Regions from separate parts of the Homo sapiens genome. Here all the other regions are linked to region 1. A link is a loop called in an ENCODE intact Hi-C map of the cell type or tissue named here. Cell type or tissue: heart left ventricle. All regions are shown on one strand. Links, peaks and the distances in the headings refer to the core of each region. The heading gives the core; the rest is flanking DNA.

The links. Hi-C counts contacts between places; a loop is a spot of excess contacts. Peaks named below come from ENCODE experiments on the same cell type or tissue, not always from the same donor. Only the 100,000 strongest peaks of a DNase experiment are listed, where the experiment ranks them.
Region 2: it touches region 1 in a loop (2.1-fold over the local background); 16 of 110 quality-filtered maps call a loop at or near these places.
Region 3: it touches region 1 in a loop (3-fold over the local background); 30 of 110 quality-filtered maps call a loop at or near these places.

The regions. Positions count from the first base shown.
Region 1 is chr7:139,644,463-139,654,515 of GRCh38, reverse strand. The region is part of intron 2 of HIPK2 (homeodomain interacting protein kinase 2); the gene reads left to right. Among named protein-coding and RNA genes, the nearest start is that of CLEC2L, 130 kb to the right of the region's middle. RefSeq lists an enhancer at 4,901-5,170. In heart left ventricle, for the core only: no CTCF peak of the experiment used is centred there; DNase peaks (open chromatin) are centred at 3,675 and 5,269; H3K4me3 peaks cover 449 bases; H3K27ac peaks cover 4,635 bases.
Region 2 is chr7:139,694,612-139,704,664 of GRCh38, reverse strand. All of the region lies in intron 2 of HIPK2 (homeodomain interacting protein kinase 2), which reads left to right. Among named protein-coding and RNA genes, the nearest start is that of HIPK2, 78 kb to the left of the region's middle. In heart left ventricle, for the core only: a CTCF peak has its summit at 4,577; no DNase peak of the experiment used is centred there; H3K27ac peaks cover 1,861 bases.
Region 3 is chr7:139,727,454-139,737,506 of GRCh38, reverse strand. The region is part of intron 1 of HIPK2 (homeodomain interacting protein kinase 2); the gene reads left to right. Among named protein-coding and RNA genes, the nearest start is that of HIPK2, 46 kb to the left of the region's middle. In heart left ventricle, for the core only: no CTCF peak of the experiment used is centred there; DNase peaks (open chromatin) are centred at 5,126 and 6,286; H3K4me3 peaks cover 761 bases; H3K27ac peaks cover 5,000 bases.

The DNA of each region.
Region 1 (10,053 bases), core at 2,882-7,881:
TTTGAGATAGGGCCTTGCTCTGTCGTCCAGGGTGGAGTGCAGTGGCGTGATCATGACTCACTTTGGCTTGAACCTCTCAGACTCAAGCAGTACTCCTGCCTCACCCTCCAGAGTAGCTGCGACTATAGGTGTGCACCACCACACCTGGCTAATGTTTTGATTTTTTTTTGTAGACAAAGTCTCGCTGTGTTGCCCAGGCTGGTCTCAAATTCCTGGGCCCAAGCGATCCTTTTGCCTCAGCTTCCCAAAATGCTGGGATTACAGGCATGAGCCACTGTGCCTAACCTCAAATATGTGTTTTTAATGATGTTTAAGAGCCTCACTTGTATAGCAGCAGCTTTTATGTGTATCTCATGCTGTTAAACCTATAGGAACAGGGGCCTGGCAGCCCCTGTGTCATTGAGGCTCTGTTTTGCTGCTTTATCATTCAATAAGCTGGGCTGCACATACACAAACCTGTCTCTGTAGTAAAGAAACAGTTTTGGCTGGGCACAGTGGCTCACGCCTATAATCCTAGCACTTTGGGAGGCCGAGGCAGGCAGATCACTTGAGGTCAGGAGTTTGAGACCAGCCTGGCAAAGATGGTGAAACCTCGTCTCTACTAAAAATACAAAAATTAGCCGGGCGTGGTGGCAGGCACCTTTAACCCCAGCTACTCAGGAGGCTGAGGCAGGAGAATCGCTTGAACCTGGGAGGTGGAGGTTGCAGTGAGCCGAGATCATGCCACTGCACTCCAGCCTGGGCGACAGAGCGAGACTCCATCTCAAAAAAAAAACAACAACAGTCTCGAGGAGGCCAGAGGAGCATGTTTTGTTCCCCCCACCTTTGGAAAGAAAAAAACATTGTACAAGTGGAAAATCTTCACTAATGCAACATAAAACTTGGCGATTTTCATCACACCAGGTCAGGTAATCCCAGGCTGTGCTTCTTGAGGCAGTGGAAGCTGATTTCCTTTGCTCACTTATCACCTGTGCCTCTCAATGGCATGTCTGTAACAGGAGGCAGAGGCCTCCTTCCCGAGGTCCATGGGTCAGAGTTTTACCATACGAGATGGCGGTGTGGGAGGTGTGATTTGTCCCATAAGATCTCTAAATCCCACCACCCATTCTGTAACAGTTGATAGTCCTCAGCACTGCATTTTCCAGTTACTCATGTTTACAGACAAATGTCTCTTTGTCTGTAGTTGCTCTCTGAAGAAATCAAAGAGCAGCTGTTGTCCTGCCTCAGCACCATGGCATAGGAGGTCCAGAGTTAGCATCGAGGATGACAGTGACGCTGTTTCTGCTCTGGTATCACTTGCCCCTTGCTCCTACTGCCCTAGCCCTTGTGTCACTTCCTTGTTCTCCTGAACAGTTTTTTTTTTTTTTTTTTTTTTTGAGACAGAGTCTTGCTCTGTCACCCAGGCTGGAGTAGCAGTGGCGTGATCTCGGCTCACTGCAACCTCAGCCTCCCAGGTGCAAGCCATTCTTGTGCCTCAGCCTCCTGAGTAGCTGGGATTACAGGCCCCCACCACCACACCCATCTAATTTTTGTATTTTTAGTAGAGGTGGGGTTTTACCATGTTGGCCAGGTCTCAAACTCCTGACCTCAAATGATCCACCCACCCCGGCCTCCCAAAGTGCTGGGATTACAGGCGTGAGCCACCGTGCCGGCCCTGAACAGTCTTCTTTGTGTTTTCCTGCCTCTGTACCTTCGTTAATGATGTTTTCTTACCTGCAGTGCCCTCTCCCTTCTCTCAACTCTGAAGTCGGTGGTACCTAACGATTCTATTTAAATTCTGCCTCCTTGAATTCTCTCCTGTTCTTCCCAGCCTGGAGTGGAGTCCGCTGAGGTCTACTAGAGTTCAAGTTCCATGAGAACAGAGACTGTCTTTTTTTGTTCACTCTCTAATTAGTGCCCAGCACATAATGGATGCTCAATACATGTTTATTGAATGAGAGAGATTGCTCCCTCTAAACGTAGCTGGCATCTGACATTCATGATTTCTGTCTGTATTCCTTTTTCCATACGTGTACACGAGATGATAAGCTTCTTGAGAACAGCAACCATGACTTGGTATCACCCTCTAGCAGAGTCTTGAACATGCTGGGAGCTCAATAAATATCAGTGATTGAACTTACTACATAATCACTCAATAATCCAATCATGTCCCCGAGCTCAGGGGAAGGGGGAGGCAGACAGAATGCCTTCCTCCTGCTGTCTTATACAAAGCCACTCGTGAGCAGCGTCTTATGCAAACACAAGGCCCCATTCTCCCCCAGCCCAGCACTTGCCCACCTAGGAAGGATATTCTCAAGAACATGAGGCTGTTGACATCACATTCCTTTTCCAAAAATGTGCAAAGGACTACAGAATTGTTCAAGAAGCAGTGATCCAGTGCTTGGCTAGTTAATTCCTGAGTAAGCCACTCTGAAAACTGATTATAATCCTGTTTCAAATGGAGAATTGGGAGAAGGCCAATAAAGGGTATATTATTGTATCTTGTAGGAGGGAAGAATCCGGCAGATATTCACTGAGTTATGGCGCCAGAGCCTTCCTCTCTAATGTTATTGTAAATAATTGTTAGAGTAGAAAGCCAGATCAGCAAAGTGAGACTCCAGCATTGCAGTTCCTCTCCACGGAGGTCTTATATAACGAAGACCTCCATAAACAAACATTGCAGAAACATAACATCGGATCTCTCCTCTTAAAGTTCACACTGTGTAATGTAAAGTGGAATAATCATTTTACATTCCTTGTAAGTTCTAAGAAGTCCCTTCTGGGGCAGCTGTTTGCTAAACCTTTTTTGTTTGTTTGTTTGTTTAATAAAAGAAAACAAATTGTGTACCTCTCCACAGTGCCCCCGCTATAGAGCTAAAAGCAGTGATTTCATGTAAGTGTTTCATTTGTCCCCCTCCAGCTCGCCTCTCTCCTAGGAGTCACGAACTCAAGTGCCTCCAGGGCCAGGTAGGTGGTCAGTGAGCTGGTAATGACTAAGGTCTGCATCTGGTGACACACACGTGCAGAGGGCAGCCTTATCCAGCCCCAGGTCATTGTGACCACGAACTGACAAGTGGCCCAGAGTTGCCAGAGCTTTTGATTTTCAGCAGGAAATCCAAACTTTTAGGAATATCACCTGAGTTCTAAATGTTAATAGCTAGTTGAAAAAATTTAATATCTATGCAGGCCAAAGAGTGTCTGTCTCTGTGCCGGGTTCATCCTGTGGAATAGCAGCTTGCAAACTTCATGCCATCCGTTCAGTCTTGCCTGCATTTGGGTGCTTGGAAGTCCTCCTCAGGCTGTGTTTTCCTTGTGCCTCCTACCTTTTTAGAAAGTGCTTCATTGGTTCCCATCAGGGCAGGGCAGGGGCTGGATGGAGGACCTAGTGATGTGTTGGGTATCAGGGGGTGCTGACCTAAGGCTTGTTGGAAACACAAATCCAGAGCTTCTCTGCGTGCTCCCTCCCCTCTTAGAGACGCCCAATCAGTATCTGTCACTGCATAACGAAGTACCTCAAAATTCCGTGGCTGACACAATAAACATTATCTCACCGTTGCTGTGCTCCAGGAATTTGGGAGCAACATGACAGGACGATTCCCACTCCAGTTCTGTCATGAGGTGGCGGTGAGCTCTTAGCCCAGGCTGCAGTCACCCAAGGGCGTGACTGGGGCTGGAGGGTGTTCTTCCCAGGTGGGTCACCCTTGTGGCTGGCAAGCCAGAGCTGGCTGTTGGCCAGAGGCCTGGGTTCCATCCACGTGGATCTCTCCACAGGGCCATTGAGGGTCCTCTTCCAGAGTAAGTGATTCAAGGCAGAGCAAAAGCAGAAGCCACATGCCTTTTACAGCCTAGTCTCAGAAGCCACACATTGTCATTTCTGCGCTGTCTTATTGGTTACACAGGTTTGCCCTGCTCAGTGTGAGAGGAGACCACACCAGGGTGTTGACTTCCAGGAGAACTGGGTCCTCAGGGGCCATCTTAAGGGCTGGCTGTCACAGCTGTGATCACAACCCTCAGTCGGTCCCTTATGAACAAATGGTCCAACCCTGAGAATAGTTTAAAAAAAAAAAAAACCCGAAGGGAATAAAATATATGTCATAGTGATTTGCACCTAATATTCAGCCCACTTACTATTGTGTTCCCCAGATCAGCCTCAGAAATTAAATATCCTTTTTTTTTTTTTTTTTTTTGAGATGGAGTCTTGCTCTGTCGCCCAGGCTGGAGTGCAGTGGCACAATCTTGGCTCACTGCAACCTCTGCCTCCTGGGTTCAAGCGATTCTCTTGCCTCAGCTTCCTAAGTAGCTGAGATTACAGGTTCATGCTACCACACCCAGCTAATTTTTGTATTTTTAGTAGAGATGGAGTTTCACCATGTTGGCCAGGCTGGTCTTGATCTCCTGACCTCAGGTGATCTGCCTGCCTTGGCATCCCAAAGTGCTAGGATTACAGGCGTGAGCCACCATGCCTGGCCTAAATATCCTATTTTTATATCCCATCTTAGAACTGTCTTCCCTGAATGTATCTAAAGTCACTTTTTAAAAATATTTTTTAAAATCCTACCCATACCACCTCTTCAAGCGATAGACTGAGGTGTACCAAACAGAAGAACCCTTGCTTTTCAAGGGAACCCTTTCGCTTGCTGCTTACCCCTGTCTGCTTCCAGGGGTATTCCTAGGTCTCTCAGTTGCTCGAGCAACTAAACCTAACCAACTTCTCTACTAAACCTAACGTTTTGTAAAGATTTGAAAGGAAAATCACTCTGAACAAAGAGTAGTCCCTGCTTTGGTATACCAGTAGCACCTGTGAAGACAGGTGGCCCCAGAAGTTTTCTGGGACCCTCTGAATTGGTAGGAGAGGGGCACCAGTTAATCAGAGGCACAGACAGGGAGGAGCAGGGTTGCTCCTGTTCCTGCAGCAGTATCCATTTCTGGGACCCACTTTCCAAACCACCCCCCCGAATTCTAACAGCAGGAGACACACACACACACATACCCTCAGGCTCTACATCACCTCTGCCTCCTTCAAGACCACCCTTAATATTCATTTTAACCAGATTTTGCCTGAATAAAAACGTGAAGGGGAAGAAAAGGTGCCCCAGTGTGTTTTCCCCTAGGAAAATCCCTACTGGTAACTAGTCTTATTTGCTCAATAAACAAAATCTTAGGCTGGGAACTGAAGGTCAGCACAAGCAGCATCTGCGGGTGTGCACCGGGGCTCTGGGGCCCTGTAACATTTGCGCGTGTACCTGGGGGAAGGGGTGCTGCATCGGCCCGCCCCCCGCAGCCACCCGCCGCAGCAGTGGTCACCGAGTCAGGGTGTGGGGAGGTGGAAATGAAATGCATAATTCATAGGCCGCTGTGGTGTCCAGTCTGTGGGAGGGGTGGTAATTACAGAACTGAGAAATGAGGCTGCAGCGGGCAAGTCACCTCTAGGTTAGAGGCTGCTATGATAGATGGCCTGCATTGTTCTCTTTCTGACCTTTTTCTGAACTTCCCCTTAGAAGAACAGAGGAAATATGGTGCTGCCTTTTCCCATATTGTTTTTGAATAATACCTTCAGACGCCAGCTTTTAGAGTTTCTGTTCTTCCGTTTGGGGTTTTGCTTCCCCCTCCACCCGCCCAATGCCTTGCTTCTTTCCATAGAAAAATCGAATCACTAATGACTTTATCCTAGTATTAATGGTAAATACAGACTACACAAATATTTGTCCACACTGAACACAATACATACGGGGAAAGGAAAAAAAAAACCCGCAGCACCCTCTCCCTCCTTCTGCTCCGCCCTCCACTGCCAAGCAAGACAATCCCAAGAGCCGTCCTCCGTCCTCCGTAATGATGCAGACGGGGCTGATGAGAAGGGTGGGGGGCGTTGCTCGGTAGGAAGTGATGGAACCTAAGCTCTGGCTTGCAGAATAGAATCGTTTTAACCGGACGTGAAGGTGCAAGCAGGAATGATGCTCACTCCCATGTAAGCTATTGATGCTATCCCGGGGGGATAAAGTAACAAGGCTGGGGACTGTGTGCCGTATTCCCTTCATCAGCCTTTCCACTGTGTAACCCGAAAGCCGCAACGTCGTTTCCCTCCACGCTTCTCTCTGCCGCTAGTGATTTCCTGGTCTGAACTGTGACTCCCTAGTGATGGCCTGTAACTTTGGGTTCTGTGATCATCTGAAGTCTATCAACCTCTATATAGTCAGGGAAACCCAGAAGAGGGAAGAGGGAAGATTTCTGTTTGATTTTCACACAAGCAAGACTTACTAAAGAGTTAGGCAGAATTGTTCACTTAGCCTTCAATTCAAAATTGAATCTCAGGTTGAAACTTTGGGGTATGTGGGGTTGTTTTGTTTTTTGAAAAATGTACCCCTTTTGAGGCCAAATGAAAAGGAACTAGACAGTTCTGTGTCAGAGCCTTTCAGACTGGGGGTGGAATTTGGTTAGCTCCATTTAGCGGGTTAATGTTGATTGAACTCCTGCTGTGTGCATCACCACCCTGAGCTGTGTGGCAGCTGAGCACTTCCCTGGGAAGCAAATATAGGTTCTGTCTCCTCAAGGAACTTTTGATCTCTTGGGGGAATCCAGGACAAGCCTAAATACAACCATACAAAGACCTACTTACACAGCTGACACTACAGAGACAGGCCTGCCAGGCAGGCCCTCGCTGATTTCCAGTGATGCCACAAAACTTTTCTTCCTTGGCAAAAAAGAAACTAAGCTGTTCATACCAATGATCACTGTCATTCTTTCAAACATCTCACAGGTTTTTTTATGGGTTTAATTGCTTATGGGTTTTTTTTAATTGAATTTTCAAAATCTCCCTAGCTGCCTCCTCCCTATCTCCACTTATTCTCTCTTCTTCTTCAGGTAGGTAAATAGTATCTCCTTTATCACCTGCTTTTCACCCACTATTCCTCAGCATATATATAGATATCTAGATAGATAGATATAGATAGATGATAGATAGATACAAACTCCCTATGTCAAGCTTCTCCTATTAAAAAGTGGAGCTTTATAGGTTTCTATTCACATTTCACCATTGAAATCCTTATTATCAGAGAAGAACTAAAAGAGCCACTTATTTCCTTAAAAGTAAATAAACAGTAAGAAATCCCAGTTTTCACTTCTTCTTCACACAATCAGCTACTCAGTTCAGCAAACATCTGTGTATTGGGTATTTACTGTTCTTAGCACAGTGCTTGGCGGTAGGAAAGAAGATAATGAAACCACAGCTTCTTCCAGCTCATGAGTGTGAACAATGACACCCAATGTCTGCAGACACCGACCCTCTCACCCCAGTAGACAAGGCTGTACGCTGGGTGCTGTGAGGTGTACAGAGATCAGTCATGCACAGGCCATGGCCTCGGGATGCTTCCAGTCTAGGAGCTGATTATAGATGATTCTTATTTAAAAAAAAAAAAAAAAACTATCAGTGCAAGGATGAGTGAAAGAGCTGAATTGGCAGTAGAGACATAGTTAGCGTTGTAGGAATAGAGCACAGGAGGGAGCCTCAGTCAGCAGGGAGTGCTAGAGCAGGTAAGGTTTGAGTAGAAAGCTTCAAAGGCTTTCCATGAGAGCCAGGCCAGACATGCTTTCCACAGGGCCACTGACAGAGGTGCGGAGGGGAAGCCTGGGTGTGCTCAGGGAGAGTCTGGGACCACCAAGAGTCTCAGGTGCTGCCTCACCGCCCCTCACTCTTTCTTCTCTGACTTCCCTCAAGAGTCCCTCCCTCCCTTCCTCCTGCCTTCCTTTCTTCCCTTCTCCACCCAAAGCCCCAGCTGATGTGTGACAGCTCCCTGATTCCATAAGCTGGTTAGCTCAGTTGGCTGGAGTAGTGTTTGGGGCTCACGAGAACAAAATGAGCATTCTCATCTCTTTTGCTGAATGTTGCTCCGTTCCAAAGGCACTGTAGGAGAGTCCCTGTTCTTGGACTACAAAGAGGCCCCATTGTTAGGATAAGAAAACTGGTTAATGAGAAGATGGAGCAGTGGTATCCTCATCTGAAAACTTTCTTTTCTTTCTTTCCTTTTTTTTTTTTTTTTTTTTAAGACAAGGTCTTACTCTGTCACCCAGGCTGGAGTGCAGTGGCGTGATCACAGCTCACTGCAGCCTCGACTTCCCAGGCTTATGCCATCCTCTTACCTCAGCCTCCTGAGTAGCTGGGACTACAGGTGTGTACAACCACTCCTGGCTAATTTTTTAAAAAATTTTTTGTAGGGACGGAGTCTTACTATGTTGCCCAGGCTACTCTTGAACTCCTGGCCTCAAGTGATCCTCCCGCCTTGGCTTCCCAAAGTGCTGGCAGTGCATGGGTGAGCCACCGCACCAGCCTTAAGGGAACCGTTTGTTCCCTTACCCAGTGGGTCGCGTCCCTCTGTCTCCATGGAAGTTGAAGGTTCAGGTGGCTTTCCGAGCCTGTGTCTGTTGCACTTCAGCGCCCCCTAGTGGGAGGTGTAAAGAGCCAGCTTAGTATTTCCTCTGTGACCCAAACACAAGAAGGCAAACTTTGGTTTGGTTTGGTTTGGTTTGTTCTTTTTCAGCTCCTTTAAGAAAAGTTGAGTGTTGGAAGGTTTCCCCTGAGTAAGCTGCCCTTGGCTGGAGACCTGGAGTTTATGCCCATTTTGTTTGGCAAGATCTTCTTGTTCCTAACTCCTGCTGGAATAACCAACCAGTCACCGTGAGAGCTCGCTCTTGTCCGGACCACAGCAGGTCCTAACCAGGAGTGCTGTGAGCAGACGGGCCATGGCCACATTTACTCTGTGGATGCTCCCTGCTCTAAAATTGGGTAAAAAACATACCCTCAGTGAGTCCTGTTTTGCTGGTTTGATGGCGTGCACGTCTCCAGAGAGCAAGGCCAGCCTCATCCACCTGGCTCCCCTCACCGCACTCACACCTGCCTGCTTAGAGTCAGGCCGCATCCTGTACTTACAGGATCAGAGCCTACTCCATCGGCCAGGAGTAGTGGCTTTATTTGGAAAGTTGCTTAGGTAGGGTATTAGTGGGTTTCGGCCCTGCTTTCTCAGTAGTTTTCCACCTAACACACAGTGCAGTGGGGGAGACCTCCTCAGACGATACCTGTTTTATTGGAATATCCCTTAGGCTGCAATGGAAATTCACTCTCTAACTTGTGTTTGACATTTTTACTGAGTGGGTTCCTTTTCATAGCTCAAGTTTCTGGCTTCTGTTCTCTTAATTGGTATGTCTCCGGCTGGTGACACTGAATGTATCTCCCTTTCAAAGAAGGAGCAAGTTTCTGTCTTTTATCCCAGACTGTCAGCCATAAAGACTGACTGTGACTTAGCTCCACAAGCCACATGATCAGATGGTGCTGTAAGGAAAGAAAATACCCCAAAGATGAGCCTTGTCTATGGCACAGTCACTCATCTGAGAGTTGGGGATTCGGGGCTTCTCCAGTGGAGGCACTGGGAACCTTGGAAAGGAAAGCATCGTGTTTCTTCTGCCTGTTGTTGGTTCATTCATTCATCCAGCAAACACTTATTGAGGCCTCACCATGAACCAGTCGAAGCTAAATGTTGAAGCAATGAGAAGTTTTGCATTTAAATCAGTAAAGTTGCACATAAGTGATGTTACTTTCTTAGTATGCATCCATCTAGAGTAGAGGGTGAACCTTGAATTAATGTGTTAGTGTGGAAGAGACCAGCCTTTTCCCCAGCCTCACATCTCATGATCACTATAAGTGGGTAACATCACCAGGCTGAATAAAGTGAAGACGCCACATCTGCAGTTGATCCACAGGAATTGAAATTCCAAATCCCTTGCCAGTGCAGAGAAAAGAAGAGTGGTCCCAGAAAGCTGAAAAGTGACAGCAGGTGACAGTGGGACTTGGGTTAGGCCTTCCCAGAATCAGCAGGCTTCCCAACACAGCTCTAAATGCCCAGTTTCAACCCTCGGCTTCAGTCAACAGACTAACAATGAATCGGAAGAAAAACAGTCAACAAAAGGATCCATGATGAGGACCATCATAAAAGAATGGCTGAGGCCTGGCTCCTTTCTCAGCCACTGTGTTGGGATTCCCAGCCTCTGGCCTTTGCGCTCACCTGGGCAGGAGCCTCATCTGAGCAC
Region 2 (10,053 bases), core at 1,718-6,717, 51 kb before region 1:
TAAGACTCCCCTGAAGACAGAGCACGTCTGTGTGTATGGGGTGTGTGTTGGGTGTGTTTATGTATGGTAGGCATGTGTATGGTTTGTATGTGTTCACATGGGGTATGTATATGTTGCTGTGTGTATGGGGTGTGGGGGTGTGTTGGGGTGTGTGTGTGTGTTGGGTGTAGTGTGGGCACATGTAGCATGTGTTGGGTGTGTGTGTGGTATGTGTTGGGGGTGTGTATGTTGGGTATAGTGTGGGTGTGGAGGGGGTGCATGTGTTGGGTGTGGTGTGTGTGGTGTGTTGGGTGTGTATGTTGGGTATAGTGTGTGTGGTGGGGTATGTATGTTGGGTATAGTGTGGGTGTGGAGGGGGTGTATGTGTTGGGTGTGGTGTGTGTTGGGTGTGTATGTTGGGTATAGTGTGGGTGTGGAGGGGTGCATGTGTTGGGTGTAGTGTGTGTTGGGTGTGGTGTGTGTGTTGGGTGTGTATGTTGGATATAGTGTGGGTGTGGAGGGGGTGTATGTGTTGGGTATGGTGTGTGTGTGTGGTGTGTGTGTGGTGTGTGTTGGGTGTGTATGTTGGGTATAGCGGGTGTGGAGGGGGTGCATGTGTTGGGTGTGTGTGTGTTGGGTGTGTATGTTGGATATAGTGTGGGTGTGGAGGGGGTATATGTTGGGTGTGGTGTGTGTTGGGTGTGGTTGTGTGTGTGGTGTGTGTTGGGGGTGTGTATGTTGGATATAGTGTGGGTGTGGAGGGGTTGTATGTGTTGGGTGTAGTATGTGTTGCGTGTGTGTGTGTGTGGTGGTGTTGGGTGTGTAGGTTGGGTATAGTGTGGGTGTGGGGGAGGTGTATGTGTTGGGTGTAGTGTGTGGGGTGTGGGGTGTGTGTGTGGTGTGTGTTGGGTGTAGTGTGTGGGTGTGTGTGTGTGTGGTGTGTGTCGGGTGTGTATGTTGGATATAGTGTGGGTGTGGAGGGGTGTATGTGTTGGGTGTGGTATGTGTTGGTTACATGTGCTGCTGTGTGTGTATCCAGTGGCAGCAGGTAGACTGGTGCATGGTGTTCTCTGTATTTAGAGCTCCTTCCTCGTCCTAATTCTCATGACTGGGGAAGTGTCATCCCCAGTCACAGCCTTATATATGTGGACGTTTGCCATAAAATTTATTTGGCCAGAACATGAGGGACAAACTGTTGGTGCCACTTCTTTGTCATCCTCTGACCTCCATGAAGGATTTCTCGTCCTCCTCTTTTTGTAAATTAGAACTTACATTGGCAAATAAAATGCACTAAGTACGAACCCCCAGAATATAAATAGATCTGGCACCAAGAGAGCCAGATGATGTCCGCACTTGTGAAAGTCAAACATTCACCCTGAGCAGCAGCGGGAGGTTTTAGGATGATGTGGCTGTTCTGTATTCTCAGTGTGGTGGTGGTCACACAAATCTATACATGGGCTAAAATTCATAGAACTTTCCGTTTTTAAAATATTTTCAAAATGATTTTAAATCTATTTACCCCTAATGACCTCTAGGGAAATTGTTGATAATATTAAACCCATAAGCCGTACCATGCCTAATTTTTCTTCCTGTTTTTGTTTTGTTGTGCTGTGTTTGGGTAAAAAAGATATGTTTGTTCATCCTGTCACAGGATGGCCAGGAGGGTAACCAGTCATTTCTGGAAACGGCCGGACAGGGGAACCTACGAAAACAACTCTGGGGCGTAAACAGCTGCTGATGGAGGAAGCATTGATAGCATGCAGTTTCTTTAGTTTATGTGCTGTTTTGTGTATGTGGCTCATCAACTTGTCCTCCAAAAGTTAAGGACTGACCACTAGAAACAGAGAAGTGACAAACTATTATGGCTGAAATAGCAGGACTTTGCAAGTCCAGAGAGAAGATGAAGGCTGAGTGGGGTTGTTGATCCAGCCTCCGTGTGCCCAGGGGTCCTCTGTGTGCCCAGGAGTCCTCCCCTTGCTTCTGACATGATTATTTACGCCCATGGCCTGCATGCCCATGCATGAGACATCATGGTTTTCCCTGTAATCGTTATCTCAAAACCAGCTTTCCCCTGTGGCAACCCTCCCTCCTGAGGGCATTTTCAAGCTTACTACAGAGAAGCAGCTGGCTTTGCAGGAAAGGTCTCCCCCCAGCCCCCAGGGAGAGAACTTCCTTTGTCCTGGATGTAATGGGGTACGTATCCTCATTCTAAGTGCTGGGCCTCGGCGAGGGTCCCTGTGCCTGGAGTGGTCCCAGCAGCTCGACCCGGGATATGCACCCCCGTGACTGGGCTGTGGCCCAAGGCCACATGCTGGGCTCAGAGCCAGGATGCTTCCCTGTCTCCACAGGGGCATTTGCTTATTTTTTTGGAGGAAATAAGAGGGTCGACAGCCTGTAAATGTCCTTCCACAGTGTCCTCTGCAGCTCAGAGCAGCCAGTGTAAGATGTGGGTTTTCAGGGCCACTCCTGGCAGCAAGAGGCCCCAATATTTGCAGAACTGAGCTTACGATCAGGCTGCCCAGCCTCTCCCGCCGCTGTCTCGTGCCCCGGCCTGCGCTGCTGGAGTCTGGAGCAGCACTGGGAGGGACTGCCCTTCCTTGCTCTCAAAAGACACCTCCTAAAGCGTGTTCTTCTTTCTCTGCTCCTCGTGTGCTCCCTGCTTGGCTCCCACGTCCAGATCCCTAACCTGGGATTAGAAGCTCTGGGATTCGAAGTCCTACTGGGTAGCCCCAGCCTGCCCCTCTGCCACTCTCTCCCGATGTGGCCTCTGCAGCAGCCTGACCTGCTCACCGTCCGTTCCAGTCTGCACGGTGCCTTTGGCATAAGGTGCCTTCCCTGCCTTCCCCCGCCTCCAGGCCTCCAAACCCAGTTCTGCCCCATTCCCCTTGTGAAACTCAAGTGCTACCTTTGCCATAACCAAAAGAGATTTATCCCTCCTCTAAATAATTTGCGTTTAGTATAATCCATCTTCTTATTCATTTATCCATTTGATCCCCAAAGAAATGATATATTTCTTAGGCCCTGGGTCTGGCTCTTAAACCCGGGGAGAGAACCAAGGCTGATTGTATCCACTGGTTGTACGGTGAACACGAATGGCCTGCCACCCTTGGCTTAGACTAGGGTAATGAGACAGAGAGACGTAGGTCTCAGCGTCCCGCCAGCTATGTGAGTTGGGCTAAGTCTCACCACCTCTCCGACATGACTTTGCCACAGCTCACTGGATGAGAGCCGACGTTCTAGGTGAGGGCTTTGGGAACAGGAAAGGTCTTGGTAAGTTTTAAGCCTCATGTCTAGCCTCACAGCCTCTTCACGTCCTGCAGTTAGCCGAGACTATAAATACATTACTATTTCTCACCGTGGCCTCTCTGTCCCTGGCTTTTCCCTGTTCTTCTCCTCCCGCTATCTGTTTGTGTTTCTAAGGTTCTCAGACTAATCCAGGTGGACACGTTGGAAGTAGATAGGGAATCTCCAGACACCACCCGACTTAGACACTGGGCACAAAGAGGAGAAATTCCAGCCTCTGGAGTGATGCCGGTTCACTGCTTTACCTTCCTCCATCGGGGCTGCCCTTGCAAGAAACGCATTCACGTGGCTCCCCACAGGACGCCATGCAGGTCCCAGTTAGTTTGGTGCTGGCGCTGACAGAAACAGAAAGATTGAAGATAGATTTTCTCTGAGAAATGTGCTATTTTTAAATTTTTCCGAACTGTTTCTCTTTCTATTGCATGTCAAGGTTTGTATAGAAAGGTCTGTCTTTTCTTTCTTCTCAGTGCTTGGCTTCGTAAAGTTTATTCTGCAAGTGATTTTGAATACCTACTATGTGCATGGCTCTGCAGAAGGAGGAGGCCGCTCTGGGTTTGAGGAATGTGCTGGGGCTTCTTTGGAGAGAGACCATCTCTTCTGGGCACACCCCGTTTGAGTGAGAGCATAGGAACAGGAAGGCCTCAGAAAAATGAGCCGCAGTGCTGCCTGCGAGACTCAGTCCCACATGGACCAAGAGGGGAATTCTGCTGAGAAAGCCTCACGAGAGAAATGAACTGAGGAGAGGAAATATCATTTATAGATTGACCAGAGTGGGAGGGTTAACTGTAAACGTGCAGATTTCAGAAAATACAGCGTGGATGTACACAAAGGAAATACCCATTTAAGAAGTTGGGTGCATGGCTCTCTATTTGAACTAAACATAAGAGTTTGTATTGAAGCAGGTCGTTGCTGATGATGGTGACTCACGTTTTCTGAGTATTTGCAGGAAAGGGCTTTTTGTGACCGTCATCATAGCTCTGAGGTAGCTCTTGCAGCCTTATTGTCCCCATCACGTAGGGCACTGTGTGGTCAGTGCGTGGCCTCAGGTCACCCACATGTTGGTGACCACTACAACGGTACAGCCTCTGTGTCCCACTCTGTCCAGATGATTCCTTGCAGAAAGCAGGCGTGTTGAGGGTCCCCAGGCTGTGGTGTGCACAGCAGGAAACCCCCAGCTCCTCTAGAAAGGCCTGGCCTCAGGCACCCTTGAAAACACGTCTGATTTCAGCAGTCTCACGTCAGCCCTCCCCTCCCCCCACCTCGCACAGGCAAGTGTCCTGCCCTCTAGAGAGCGCCACTGAGGATTTGTTTTCCTGTCCCATTGGGAACCTCATGCTTGGTTAGCACAGACGTCGTATATCTGCATCACTGCTCCATTCTGTCCGAGGCAATGATGATGCTGACACCACTGCACAGAGCAGCACTGCCCCTGCTCCAGAATTAATGATTCAGTGCCCCAGACAAAGGTGGCATAGTGTGCAGCCACAGGAAGCATGCATGTTTTCCAGGGTGTGCCTCCCGGGAGGGCACATCTGTGCATTCACTCCGCACACCCCTGGCGTGCGCAGATTGTGACCCAGTGCTGTGAGGGATTCAGACCTGGGGCAGCCTGGAATTGACCCTGAGAATGTCAATGGGAGGGATGCAGGTGACAGCCATGCCAGCTGGACAGCAGTCATCTCCTAAGATCACCAAAGGTGAAGGGTGAGGGGTTCTGCCATGGGAAAGGCCACCTTGTGCCTGGTGCAGAGGGACCTATGCCAGCTCCACCCTCCCCAGCTGCAGGCCCAGCCTTGCCTCCTGATAGCAGGGTGTACCTGAGGGGCTTACACTCTCCTGCTCCTTAGTGAGACTTCTCCTGGACAAAACGTAACTTCTTGCTGGGTTGGAGGCTGTGGATGGCAGGTACATGTGGCCTAAGCATGGTCCTCTTCCCCAGGTGATAAAGAGGAGGCGGGGAGGGAGCCTATACATATTCACATTATCCTCCTTTCCATCTAGCAAGCGAGACTCACCACACTTAAATACTTTCCATTTCGCCTGCACAGCGTGAGGATTGCTGAGTTTGTTTTGCCATAGAAATTGAATGTTTCTAATGAAACATGACAACATCGCCTTTCCTAGCAAGTAGGAAGGGAGATCTTTTTCAGGAGATGTACTCCCTGCGGCCCTGGGGAAATGAGATACTGCCCCAGGCTGGTGGGAGAGATGGCGGGTGCCACTCTCCAGTATCTCTGTCTCACGGTTCTTGCTGCCCAAGCTACTGTGCGTCGGCAGCCGGCTGGGCCGCCCTCAGTCAAGCAGGTTGTTCGGATCGTGGCAGCTGTGGTGCTGTGTGCTCTGCGTGGGTCGTCGTTTTTATTATTTATTATACCCGTCCTTCAAGGTCCTACTCAGGTTTCATTTCTCTATTCATCTTTCTTTGGGCACTCTGCTCTTCTCTGCTGTAACTTCTTGCTGCATGTAAAATCTGTGGTATAATATATGCCTCCTTGCATTTGATGGAACTTTTGAGGTTTGGAACTTTTGTTCTATAGCTGTGTCCTGGGTGTTAGTCCTGGTCAAGGAGCTAGACTGGAACCTTTCTGGGTGTCTGTGCTGGTGATTAACATATTCCCTGTACTTGATGGTGGCGGGGTGGGTGGTAAGGATTAGAGATTTCACAGGGCCTGTTGAAGGAAAGCTGTTATATAAATCGCCCAATCCTTTCATGAGCTACAAAGGTCAGTGTTAATGAAAATCATTTCAGGATTTTTGTTTCATAAATTATGTTTAAAATAACTTTTTCAGGAACGCTCTTACATCGCTGGTACGAATGTAAAATGGCACAGCCACTGTAGAAAACAGTTTGGCAGTTCGTCAAAAACGTAAGCATAGAATTGCCATATGATTGCTGCAATTCCATTCCTAGGTATACACCCAAAAGAAGTGCAAACAAGGACTCGAACAAATACTTGTACATGCATGTTCATAGCAACACTGTTTACAACAGCCAAATGGTGGAAGCAGCCCAAATGTCCATCAGTGGATGAACGTATATGCAAATGGTGGTATAGACATACAATGGAATATTATTTCGCCACGAAAAGGAAAAATGTACTGATAAATGCTACAACATGAACATACACCCAAAACATCATGCTAAGTGAAAGAAGGCATACACGTATCGTATGATACTCTTTATATGAAATACCCAGCATAGAAAAATCCATTAAGATGGCTAGGTGCAGTAGCTCATGCCTGTAACTCCAGCGCTTTGGGAGGCCAAGATGGACAGATCACTTGAGGCCAGGAGTTCAAGACCAGCCTGGCCAACATAACGAAACCTTGTCTCTACTTAAAAATACAAAAAACTAGCCAGGCGTGGTGGCGTGCACCTGTAATCCTCAGGAGGCTGAGGCATGAGAATCACTTGAGCCTAGGAGGCGGAGGCTGCAGTGAGCCAAGATCGTGCCAATGCACTCCAGTCTGGGCGACAGAGCGAGACTCCGTCTCAAAAAAAAAAAAAAAAAAAAAAAATTCCATTAAGACAGAATGCATATTGGTGGCTGGGAGGAGGGGATAATAGGATAAATTCTTAATAGATAAGGGATTTTACTTCCAAATGATGAAAATATTTTGGAACTAGATAGACGTGATGGTTTGTACAACGTTATGAGTGATGAATGTACTAAATGCCACTGAGTTGTTCACTTTAAAAAGACTAATTTTACGCATGTGATTCACCTCAATAAATTATTTTTTAAACAGAAAAGGGAAAAAAATTAATTTTCTGTTTAATTATTTTTTAAACAGAAAAAAAAAAACCTTTAGGCTAAGTAGGAATGGGATGAGATTTTTACCAGGAACTGAGATTCAGGCCCTTTTTGGTTTATTTGTACGTGGGACCTAGCATTGTTAGAGATGCCAGGTAGAATGAGAGTATCTTTGAGAGCTGTGTTTGTGTCGTCGCCATAGGAGCTGATTTTATAAATCCTGACAAAAGCAGATTTGCGAAGATGATTTATACTTTTCCGGCTGTAGGCTGAAACAGTAAGGTAAATATTTTGTTTTCTCCTTCACTCGGAGAGAAAAGGAGCAGCTTTACTGCAGCTCTCTCTGAGGCCCCTGGGCACCTGTGTGTAAGCAGAGCTCGGCGTTGCCCTGATGGAAGTGGTGGTGTTATCTGAAGAACAGGTGTAGTGTGCACAGCGAGGCAGGAGGTAAAGCCAGGCCAGCTGCCTCTGGGTGCTCTCTCTGTCTTACAAGAAGGACTGATCCCTGGCAGGGGGTCGGGGAGGAGGCGAAAGGGGGAGTATTTTGTCTATGATATTTCAATAATTCTAAAGTCTGTGGTATAGTTGGCTTTAGAGATGGTAAGCCTAAATAAAATTCCATTTCTGCAACTGACTACCCTCGTGTGTCCTTGGCAAGTTACTTAACTTTCTGCATCCCGGCTTCCTGACCCCTAAACTGGGGATCATAATGCTGTCTTATAGAAGTTTTAAGGATTAGATGAAATCCACACATGCAGTGCCTGGCCTGTGGGGATGCACAGAAACATTCATCTCTCTGAGGAAGCAATGCTCTGAAACGTGTCACCTCTGAGTGTTGACGCCAGGAAGATGTGAGTGTTCCTTTCAGCCTGTGTGACTCTTCCCCCTTTACTCTTTTCACCCCGCCCCCTTTACTTTTATGTCCATTTCTTTGTGCTGCCATTTAGAGGAAGTGAAAAGTATCTGGGTTTGGTTTTGTTTTATCATCAACTATCTTCCCTAATCAGAAAAGACTGCATTTTTCTTTTTCTACCTTTTTTTTTTTGAGGCAGGGTCTCATTCAGTCACCCTGGCTAAAGTATAGTGGTGCACTCGCAGCTCACTGCAACCTCAAACTCCTGACCTTAAGCCATCCCCCTCCCTCAGCCTCCCCAGTAGCTGGGGCTACAGGTGTGTGTCACTGTGCCTTTCTAGTTTTTAAAATTTTTTGTAGGGATTGGTGGCGGGGGGTCTCACTATGATGCCCAGACTTGTCTCAAACTCCTGGCCTCAAGTGATCCTCCTGTCTCCACCTCCCAAAGCGCTGGGATTATAGATGTGAGCCACCCTGCCCAGCCAAGACTGCTTTTTTTCTCTTCCCATTCCTGGTTTGCCACATGGATAATTATATTTCATTGTCACAGGCCTTTATATAAGAAAGAAATCTGCATCTTACCACTGTGTATTTACGTAGTTGCATCCCCCACCCTACTATCAACAAAATCACTGACCTTCAACAAACATCACGTTATCAATGGCTTTCTGGGTACATTCTCTTTGCCTTGGTTTCCTTCTGTTCATCTGCAGCACACTTTTTCTCCCTCTGGCCAGTTCTCCGAAGTCTTAAACATTGATTAGAATGTCTGTTCTTCCTCAAATCCTGATTTGTTAATACTTTTCTTCCCCCCTTAATTCAGGAAACATTTATTGGACACCTATTAGGAGCAAGACAGTGTGCTATGATGAATCAGAACTAGGCCCTTCCCCCAAGGAGAGTCCAGTGCAGAAAATTAGACAGAAATCACTCTGATCACAGTTAAGCTGTGGGACAGGATTTCACTGAACTGTGGTTTTGTAGCCATTTCATCCCTGAGTCATGCTTCTTCCATAGTTTTCGGTAATTTGTCCAAAACATCTTTGGCAGATTATATTTTGGAACTATTGTAAATCCTCCTTTCCTAAATTTTCATCTTGAGTGTGTGTTCTTTCTACTCTTGGAAGTTTATATGGGTTTTAATGAACTGTTTGTCCTGTAAACCATTCTGTAGAGCAGTTCTGATTTGTTCTGATTCTTTGCTTTCCCCTGGCCTCTTGAATAACTTTTTAATGTCCTCAAGCTTAAATATATCTACTTCTATTCTCAAGTACAGAGGTTTCCTTCCCATGTAGCATTGATGTCAGGCAATCAGGTTGGCGTTCTCAGCCCCATTTCCCATTTCATGGTGGCCCCAAGAGATGGAGTGGCGAGCCCCCAAGGCTGTCTAACTAGCGGGTGGTGAAAGGCAGCCCCGGGCCACACAGTAGTCGTGCAGTTCCGGTGAGGCCTAACCCTCCGTTCTGAGCCACCCACTGTGATGGTCACTTTGATGACGAGGACCACGGCTCCCTGGGAATCGGCCCGCAAGCAGCCTGCTCCTCTAATGATGGAACACTTATGGCTGCTGGCAGTGGGAGACAGTATGAATATTAATAAACTATATTTCACTTTTATTACTTTTTCATGGAGATGGTGTTTGTGAGTGAAGTCCGTGCACTGAGCTACAGACAGGCGTTTTGTTTTCTTGACAAAATGGCGAACCTCGCAGCCAGAGGCAAGAGCACGTTTAGGAGCAGCTAGCTAGGAAAAATGCCAGTAAACATTAGCAGGCCATATAATAGGGGGCGAGCCTGTGGATTTCTGTGTTTTAACAGTTTTCTGAGGCAGATAAATATCACAGGTTCAGCAGTTTTGCAGGATATTCCTTGTTTGACTGTTCCTTTTCTGTTGTAATGTCTGCATGCAACTGTTAGGCCATTGCCTTGCCCCATAAATGGTTGCCAGTCACCTGTCCTGGGGTTAACAGGCAGAGCCTTGTCCTCCTGCCCATTCACTCTGCACCTTCCAGCCCTCATCCTCCACCTTCTCTGTTCAACTGACATCTTTCCACTAAACCAAAGCAGACACTACCTCCCCCATTTATCATAGCTGAGTGCCCCATCTCTGTTTTTATGTGACCATGGACCATGCGCACAGGAATGATCAGGCCACCAGGGAATG
Region 3 (10,053 bases), core at 2,351-7,350, 84 kb before region 1:
AATTGCAGTGATTTTTATTCTTTCACTAACTGGTGTTAGAGCTTATCCTCCAGGGGATTTCTGGTGACTTAATGGGATTTCATGGCATGAGTAGGTATGGAAAACAGATTCCTGGGTCACTGACTTCACTTCCATAGACATTCCCCATCCCTTAATAATTCTTAGGATTTTGTGGGTGTAAAAGCTGGGAAACAAGAAATCAACGGGCTTATTATTCTTGTATCCTTTCCTATATTTCAAGTTGCCCCTTAGAATGTATCCTCATACGTCCTCCCACCTTTTTGTTTGGATTCAGCAAGTCTTAGAAGAGAAGAATCTTTAGCAAGGTAAGACCTCGGTAGGAATACTATATGAGCCATGTAGTTTGAGCCAGGATGGAAAAGGGAAATGAATTCATGCAGAGAGAGTGGAAATGGAGCTGATAGCTTCATTTTCTGCTTAACTAAAACGGAATGAAAAGGGCTTGGCTGGCAAGGTCAGGACCACAAGGCGAGCTGCTGAGAGCCGTATGGTGCAAGATGGCAACAGAGTTTCTACCCCTTGACCACCTTTTGAGAACTGACAGGGAAGACTCTTAGCGCTGGGCCTGTGTGGCTTGTTTGGAGGAGTAAATTGAGTATACTTGATGCTAGTGAAAGAACCAGAGAGCTTCCCTGCATCCAGCCGTTGGAAGGAAAACATACATTCGGACATTCTCTGTTAATATCTTATGCGTAACATGAGGCACCCTAGTTGGGTAAATGGCTTTGATTGGCCTTTGTGGTTCCGCAAGGGTTGCTGTGTTTTGTAGGATTGTAGTTCCTGTTGTACTCCATAGCTCCAGCGTAGGCATTAAGTTTTTATGTTATTCGATAGCATCCTCCCAGCTTCAACAAAGGGTATTGGCCCAGGACAGTAACTCCTAGGAGTGCCTGAGAGCTGATTTTGTTTCAGGTCAGCTCTGGCCTTGGAGATGCCCTCCCTGGGAATCAGGGCAGAGCAGAGGGCATCTGTGCCAGGAGGGTGTGCTCTCCGCGTCCTGCTGTGGGAGTTCCCTCAGGGAAGCACCTTGGCCACCCTGACACTGGTGTGTGCGAGCCCCTTCTGGAAACAGAGTTGCAGTGCCCTGGTGAATGCTTCTTCAGGGCATTGGCCCCTCTGTCTACCAGGTCATGCCTTCCTCTGCCACTTGAAGTCAGCAAGGACGCCAAAGGGGACCAGCCTTCCCTTCATTCTCCTGTCACCTGATCCTGTGGCTTCCACATTATCGTGGTTCCTTTCCTACCTGTCAGTGCCAGGGTCTTTGGGTCATCCCTCTAGTTTGTTGTCTGCACCTTCCCTGCAGGTTCCTATCGCCTCTCAGATGCGCCTTCATGGTGGGTGCCAAGCCCCTGGCCACATGCTTTCATTTCCCACTCAGAAGTGGTACCATTCCTCCCTCCCCTCTCAGCCACCTCCTGTGACTCCTCAACAGAACAAAATCGAAACTAGGCACCAAAGACCTGCCACGCTGACTCCAGCCTTTCCAGACCCTTTTGTCACTCACTGCAATGCAGAGCCCTCAACCACAGGCATGGTTTTATTCTTCCTGATGTTCCCTTAGATGGGTTTGGTCCTGTTTTATCTTATTTTCATATTGTGCTTTGTATTGTATCTGCACACTATCCCAGGTCCTGTAGGCAGTGGATGGCTTATGAATCTTAAATAAAAATGGGTCTCATCTGTCCCTGGAACCCAGTGCTCACTGGCCTCTGTGTTTCAGCTCACCCCTGGCTTCGCCTTGGGGTGCACTCTCGTGTGTAAAGGGGTCGCTGACTCTGAGAGCACTCCATCCACTCTCTGAAGCCTGCACCGTTCAATGGGCAACAGTTGCGACTTCCTTCTGTGGTCAGTTATCTCTTCTCCCCTTGGCCCATCTCGTCCTGTTGACCTGAAAAACAGGTAGCCCTTTCTTTCACAATGCCAGTGGTCACCTGCCACTCTTGGGGTGGTGCTTGGACATCGTAGGTGCTCAGCAGATATTCCTGGATGCTGCTCACTCTGTCCTCTACAGTCCTCAGCCTAGCAGATTTGGAAATTTGACTCCATAAATTTAAGGATTATTGGGTTCTAAAAGACTGGTTCATACTAACTAATTCTATAAAAGGCTGATGGATCAATCTGAATCATTTAAAGAGAGATAATCCTAGCATCCAGAGAAGCTAGGCCTACATATCAAGGTATTTTCTCCTTGGTCAGAAGGTCCTCTCTGGAATCCCAGTAAGAGATGAGAAAGTTGCTTATTTAGCACAGAATTTAAGCAAAAGGCTTAAGTCGTCATGTACTTCTAAATGTATTTATAAATCATGAAAACATTCTCTGCTCATGGGATACTTCTCTTAAAGAACCTGCATGGGATATCTAGAATCAAATATTCCCTTCCCCCCTCGACAGTGAAAAACCTATGACTTACTTCTAGACTTCACTAAGATTAGTGTCAATTATCTTTGTAACATCATCTCTCTTTATTTAGGTATGACATATCATAGTTATACCAAGTTGGTAGATATTCTCATTAATTACATTTTACGTCATTTTGGAGTCACAAATCATACGGCTTGTCAAATCCTGGTTTTGTAATTTTTGAGGGTTCCTTCATTTAGGATCTGCAGATCTCTATTTATAAATTAGTACAGCATAACACTCCTATGAGGGAAATGATAAATGTGTGTGCCTTGATTCTAGAAATCACAATCTAAAACACCATACAAGTTAGGAGTCCACAGTAGTGTGTATTTGGCCATTAATGAATCAGTGGTCCCCTGGGTGTGTGAGCCATGCTATTTTTAAAACCATTGCTGACTTCAGTGATAAAGAGAGTACAGAATGTGCCTTCCCAGGCTTGTGAGCTTACCATGAATAATACCCATGGTTATCATGATGTCAGAACTTAAATATTCTTTACCAAGAGCACAACCGTGGCGTCATGGAGCATGGGAATGCATTTAGGGGGCAGGGTGTGGAAAGTCCATTTTTCCCAGAGAAAACATCAGCCCAGGGTAAAAGCTGATTCTCCCATGGGGGCACTTAGGCCTGTATGCAGCAGTGCCAGACTCCTGTAGGGCATCTTCCAATTTTAGTCACCAGAGAGTGATTTGCGTCAAAGTTTGCAAACCAAACCAGAGCATTTGTCACTGAAGATCCCGTGCCTTCCACTTGTTCAGAAAAGTTATTAGGTGGGGGATTAGTACGTGCACACTTGAAATCACTAACACTGGTGGTGATGAGAGTAGTTTCATCATTTGACACATTGATCTCCTGAAGCATTCTCCTGGGGAATGGAAGTGATGCTAAAACATGGAAGAAAGGGACTGAACTATTTCGGAATTTTAACGTTGTCTTTAAAAACGTGTGCTCTGGTTTTGCTAGGTGAGCATGCTGTGCCTCACAATAGAATTACACTAAACCACGTTAATTGTGACTCATTAGGGATGGCAGCATTAACGAATATTCCAGCACTGGTTAGGATGGCCTAAGTTGTACAGCAGTAACAAACAACAGAGGTTTGCTTCACACTTGCGCCACATCTTGGGTCAGCTGGGGTCTCTGCTCTTTGTTACCCTCTTTCACTGACCAGGCAAAGGAGCTGCTCCTCCCCAGACCATGGTTGGTTACCGTAATATAAGGGAAAGAGGAGTCACACACTGGCCGGAAAGGCTTTTGCCTGAGAATGCTACTTCTTGCGTACTTCTTATTGTCCAAGGTGGATCATTTGGCCAAGACTAATTCTAAGTTACATGGCTTAGCTTACCTGAATTACAGCACAGCTTTTCAAAGTAATGGGTGCAAGACAACGTATTAGGATACAGAAGAAAATTTGAATATGTATATTTTATCTCACTTTATCCTTTAAATTTTTCTATATTTGTGTTTTTGGTTAACAATACTGTATTGGAAAGTAAAACATAGATTATTTTTAATTATAAAAATCACATATATCAGGAGTGTTCTCTTTTCCCCTGATTAAGTGCTTAATCAAAAAAGTTGAGATCATTGTTTATACAGTAGATACAAATCTGCAATAAGCATATTGTACATAGAAACTGGGTCTCAGTTATGACCAAGGATAGTGCTTTTGGTTAAAATGTTACATGGAAAAGAGATGCAGAAGCTTTGAAAGTAAATTCTATTCTGTGTTAGCTAGGCCTCTGGGAGCTAGCTGACCACCCTCCCCTCAGTTTTCACTAAACGCTTGTTTAGGACTGTATTAGTCCATTCTTGCATTGCTATAAAGAAATACCTGAGTCTGGGTAATTTATAAAGAAAAGAGGTTTAATTGGCTTCTGGTTCTGCAGGCTGTACAAGAAGCATGATGCTAGCATCTGCTCAGTTTCTGGGGAGGCCTCAGGAAACTTACAGTCATGGTGGAAGGTGAAGGAGGAGCCAGCCTTTCACATGGCCAGAGCAGGAGCAAGAGAGAGTGAGGGGGGAGGTGCCACACACTTTTAAGCCACCAGATCTCACAAGAAAACTCACTCCCGTTGCAAGGACAGTACCAAGATGAATGGTGCTAAACCATTCTTGAGAAACCACCCGCATGATCCAGTCACCTCCCACCAGGCCCCACCTCCAACACTGGGGATTACAATTTAAGATTTGGGTGGGGACACTGATCCAAACCATATCAGGGACTCACTATTTTATACACACACACACACACACACACACATATATATATAATATGTTATATATATTATATGTTATATAATGTCATATATAATATATGTTATATATAGTTATATATATATATGTTCATTTACTCCTCACAAGGACCCTATGAAATATGATTACTGTCTCCACTTTAGAGATGAGGGGATTGAGGCAGAAAGGGGTTAAGTAACTTGCTGAGATCACAGAGCTAGAAAGGGCAGCACTGGCATCTGACCTAGTTGTTGAGAATGCAGAAACAATCTGAAAATTAGCTCTTGGAATACAGACCCCTATGAAGATAGGGATGGCCTACATCACCAAATGCCATCCTGTCTGTTTTAAAGCAAGACATAGGAGAGCTATCAGACATCTTAGATGTACGTGGGGAAGGCGCCCCGCTACAAGAACCAGTATTATCTGAGTGGGCACCTCCTCCCAGCACTGGGTGTAAGTGGCTCCGTGCCATGGAGTTGTTGGGTAATAACGCCAGGACTGGCTTGATGACAGTGACTCACAGTAGAAAAATGTCCTTGCAACAGACCAAAGAACCCACTTTAATTTGCACAGCTTAGAATGGGCCACTGGTTGCCCTGCCAAGGGATCCCTGTACCAGCTGATTTTCATATCCACAAACACACACACAAAAGCACCTATTTAAATATTGCAAATAATACCACATTGCATTTTTATTATGCTTTATAGTTTACAAAGCACATTACAATGCTACTTTATTATTCTTAGTGTGCTCCAATATAATTTCACTTGCCTTCTCTTTTCTCACCTTTTTCTCATCTTTAGTTTCTTTTTCCTTTTCCTCTCAGCATCCGTGCCAACTTTCCCCACACTCCAGCTTTCTTCCTTTCGTTTCTTCCTGCTCTTCCCTCTCCCTGCGAGTTGTGGAGGTGGTACCTTTCCCGAAGTGATCCCTAATTGAGTTTAGTCAGGTGTCAGTTAAAGGCAACTGAGGGGAATGAAACAATTCTCCAAGGAACAAAACAGTTGTAACATGGAGCTCCTGTTGTAAATAGCAGTTGCTATTTAAATCAAGTAAGAAGGATGGATTATTGTGCTTTAAGAAGGGGATGAAATGAATCCTGTATTTAAAGAGAGCCTGGGGGAAAGGGTTATCTGCATCTCACATCCCCGGCATCACTGTGTCTGCAAAACATCTTTCACAAAGTTTTCTTTGCAGTTAGAGAACAGCCTGTGAGAGAAATGCTCAAAGAAATACATAAACATGAGTACAAGGGGTGTGCAAACAGGTGTTGCACTGAGCGCAGAACCCATTTGGCGGCCCTTTGTCCTGGTTCCTTTGTATAACTCAGCAAGAAGTTGAGGTTTAGAAAAGGCAGGTTTGAGGAAGTGCCGTCTGTGGCCTCTTAACTGTGGACGTCACTGATGAGAACAGATCGAACTTTAGATGCCTTCCTTAGAAATTTTGTTGTTTTGAAGTCAAACCTCAATCACAATGAACAAATATATTTGCATAAGGAGAGGAGGTGTATAGTGCCCTGGCAGGAATTAAGACTAAAACGTGGGAGTAAAGCTGTAGATGCTTCTGTTGCTTTTTAACCAAGAGGCCACAGACACAGGCCGGGAGGCTGAGAGGGCAACCTGCCATTTGGCCAGCGTCACTTTGCGATTGTTATAAATACTTTATCATAGCTTGAGTACAGACATGCCTTTTCAATGAAATACATCCTGACTTATTTTGCAGAGGGTACTAGTTTCATAGGGTGACTGTAACAAATTAACACAAACTATTAATAGGTGGCCTAAAACAACAGAAATGTCTTCTCTCACAGTTTTGGAGGAGTTGGCAGGGCCACGTTCCCTCGAAGACTCCAGGTAAATCCCCTTCTTGCCTTCTCTCGGCTTCTGATGGCTCCCAACAATGCTGGGCATCCCTTGGGTTACAGCTGCATTGCTCCAGTCTCTGCCTCTGTCGATGTGTGGCCCGCACTCTGTGTGTATGTCTGTGTCTCCTCTTACAAGGACACCAGTCATATGGGATTACGGCTCACCTTAATGAATTTATTGTAACTTGATTACCTCTGAAAAGACCCCATTTCCAAAAAAGATCACATTCACAGGTACTGGGGGTTAGGACTTAACATATCTTTTGGGAGGACACATAGTAATAGAATCTACACAGTTTTTAGTTTAAATGAAAATTAGGGCCAGGTGCGATGGCTCATGCCTATAATCCTAGCACTTTGGGAAGCCAAGGCAGGTGGATCACCAGAGGTCAGGAGTTTGAGACCAGCCTGGCCAACATGGTGAAACCCCATCTCTACTAAAAATACAAAAATTAGCCGGGCATGTTGGCTCATGCCTGTAATCCCCACTACTCGGGAGGCTGAGGCAGGAGAATTGCTTGAACCTGGGAGGTGGAGGTTGCAGTGAGCCGAGATCTCACCACTGCACTCCAGCCTGGGCGACAGAGTGAGACTTTGTCTCCAAAAAAAAAAAAAGAGAGAAAAAATTGCAGTGACATGGTAACAAGAACACCAAAATGGGAAAGAATAGAGTAGATTTCCAGTTCTGATTCTGTGTGCCACAAACATTTCTGAAGTAGAACCTGAGGTAGCTCAAAAAGGCACCTCAGCTGTGGACTGGGCCGGAAATGGGTGTTTGGCTAGTAAAACGCATCATTTTACTTTACCAACATAGTACCAGACATTTAAGGCTAACAAATTCACTCTTGCTCAGAAGAGAAAAAGCCTACCAGATTTTTAGTCTTGATTTAGACTTTACCAAACATTTCTAAAGGATAGGAAAAGTCCATCTGAGGCTTACCTTCCGTTGCCAGGCACACACCTGGCCTCCTCAGTATCTGCTGCAGGTCTGGTTTACTTGTCTCTTGAGGTGGTCAGTGAGGATTTTGAACCAGTAGTGAATGGAGGGACATTGGTATGTCATGTTAGGAAGTGGCTGAAAAATTCAGGGAAGGTGCTTTCTTTCGTAAAGGTTTGTGATTCAAACACCTGAAAACTGGTACTGCTGAAACTTTAACCGTCCTTATTTAGAACATTTCAGGGACAAGGTAAGCAGCCTTCTAGATCTTTGAAAAAATGTGGATTTAAATGGAATTCCTCTGGGTTGAAACCAGAAGTACAGCTGATTTTGTTTTCATAGTTTGTGGGTGTTTGCCTTTTTCATCCCACCACGTTTATTTAAAAGGTTGTCTTCTTGAGATCCTCCATTGGAAAGAAAATGCAGTGTTGAAAAACAGAACAATGTGGATGGCAGGTGAGAGAGGGCACACGAGGAAGAACCAAGCCGGGGCTCCTCCTCGATGCTGAGGGGCATGAAGAGGGGTGGCCTGAACTTGGCCGCCCACTGCCAGCCACTCTTGAGGTGGCTTTTGGGGCCTACTTAGGTTCTGCCTCAGACACACACAGAATCAAAACTGGAAACCTAGTTTTTGTGTTATTAATAAGCCACTCCCAATTCTCTCTCTCTCTCTCTCTCTCTCTCTCTCTCTCTCTCTCTCTCTCTCTCTCTCTCTCTCAGAGACAGGGTCTACTCTGTCACCCAGGCTGGAATGCAGTGTTGCAATCACAGCTTGCTGCAACCTCTACCTCCCAGCTTCAAGTGATCCTCCCACCTCAGCCTCCCGAATAGCTGGGACTATGGGTGTGCACCACCACACCTGGCTAATTTTTTTTGTTTTTTGTAGAGACAGGATTTCACCATGTTGCCCAGGTTGGTCTTGAACTTCTGGGCTCAAGCAGTCCACCCATCGCGGCCTCCCAAAGCATTGGAATTACAGGTGTGAGCCACTGAACCTGGCTCCAATTCTCTTTTATACCAAAGTGACTACAGTTGCTCCTCAGTAGATTGAGAGATACATTCCTATATGGCCTTTTTCAGAAGCGTTGTAACATCAACTCATGCAGAGCTTAATTTAAAGTAGATAGTATGCTTTTACTTGTTTCCAGCTATGATATTAGACTAATTGAAATGAACTTATAGGTCCTTTAAGGTAAGATATAGAGAAAGCACAAAGTGAAATGTCTTATCTCCAAGAAGGGAAAACCGAAGAGACTTCTTTTGGAATATGGTAATTATTTAACCTGAGAAAATTATACTTTAGTAAAATGCTTTTGGTTTCCTTAAAACTATTGTTATGGGTTGAATTGTGTTTCCCCCCTGCCAAATTCATATCTTAAATTCCTAACCTTCCATATCTCAGAATGTGACTTTATTTGGAGGTAGGGACTTTATAGAAGGAATCAGGTTAAAGTGAGGTCATCAGGGTGGGCCCTAACCCAATACAACTGATGTCCTTATTAAAAGGGAAATTTGGACACAGATACACACAGAGGGAAGATGATGTGAAGAGACACACAGAGAAGACAGTCATCAGTGAGCCAAGGAGGGAGGCCTAGAACAGACCCTTCCCTTCCAGCCCTCAGAAGGAACCAGCCCTGCTGACACCTTGGTCTTGGACTCCAGCTTCTTGAACTGTGAGACAGCGTCTGCTGTTTAGGCTGCCCAGTCAGTGGTGCTTTGGTACCCCAACCCTGGCAGATTCATATGCTATGTTTAGAAAGTGGTGTTTTGTGTTTTTCTAAATAAGGTTCTTAACCCAGCCAGGCACAGTGGCTCACACCTGTAATCCCAGCACCTTGAGAGTGTGAGGCAGGAGGATCGCTTGAGCCCAGGAGTTCGAGACCAGCCTGGACAACATAGGGAGACCCCGTCTCTATAAAAAAATAAAAATAAATTAGGCAGGCATGATGGCGCACACCTGTAATCCCAGCTACTTGGGAGACTGAGGTGGGAGGATCTCTTGAGCCCAGAAAGTTGAGCCTACAATGAGCTATGATTGCACCACTCTACTCCAGCCTGGGTGACAGTGAGACCCTGTCTCAAAAAAAAAAAAAAAAAAAAAAAATTAGCCAATGCCACTCTTGTTTCAAAAAGGATTCTTTGAATTGTTTTATTTTCTTTTCATTGATCCCATCAGTTTCCTGGAGAAAGAAGCTGAAAAAGCGTTTGTGTCTTATCAGTGTTTGCTTCAGCACTGGATTGGATTGGGAATTTTCAGATTGCTTATGAGCTCTTGACACCATGTCCTGTAGATAAACAATTATGGGTTGTCTGTACTCACCCACTGCAGGGCAAGGCTGGCTCACCCACAGTGGTTGATGGCTTCATTCAAAGCAGTATAGCAGAGTTACCAAAAGGAGTTATTTGGGGCCAAGTTAGCAGCTTGCAGAAAGAGAATTAAGTCTGAACATGTAACTCTGACAAATAATGAGTCAATAAGTAGATAGATGTGTGGAGAATTTGCAAATGTTAGGAAAAGGATGTTTTCTCAATCAAAGAAACACAGCCTATGGTAGCATTTGCAGATTCAAGGCAGATGACATAAAA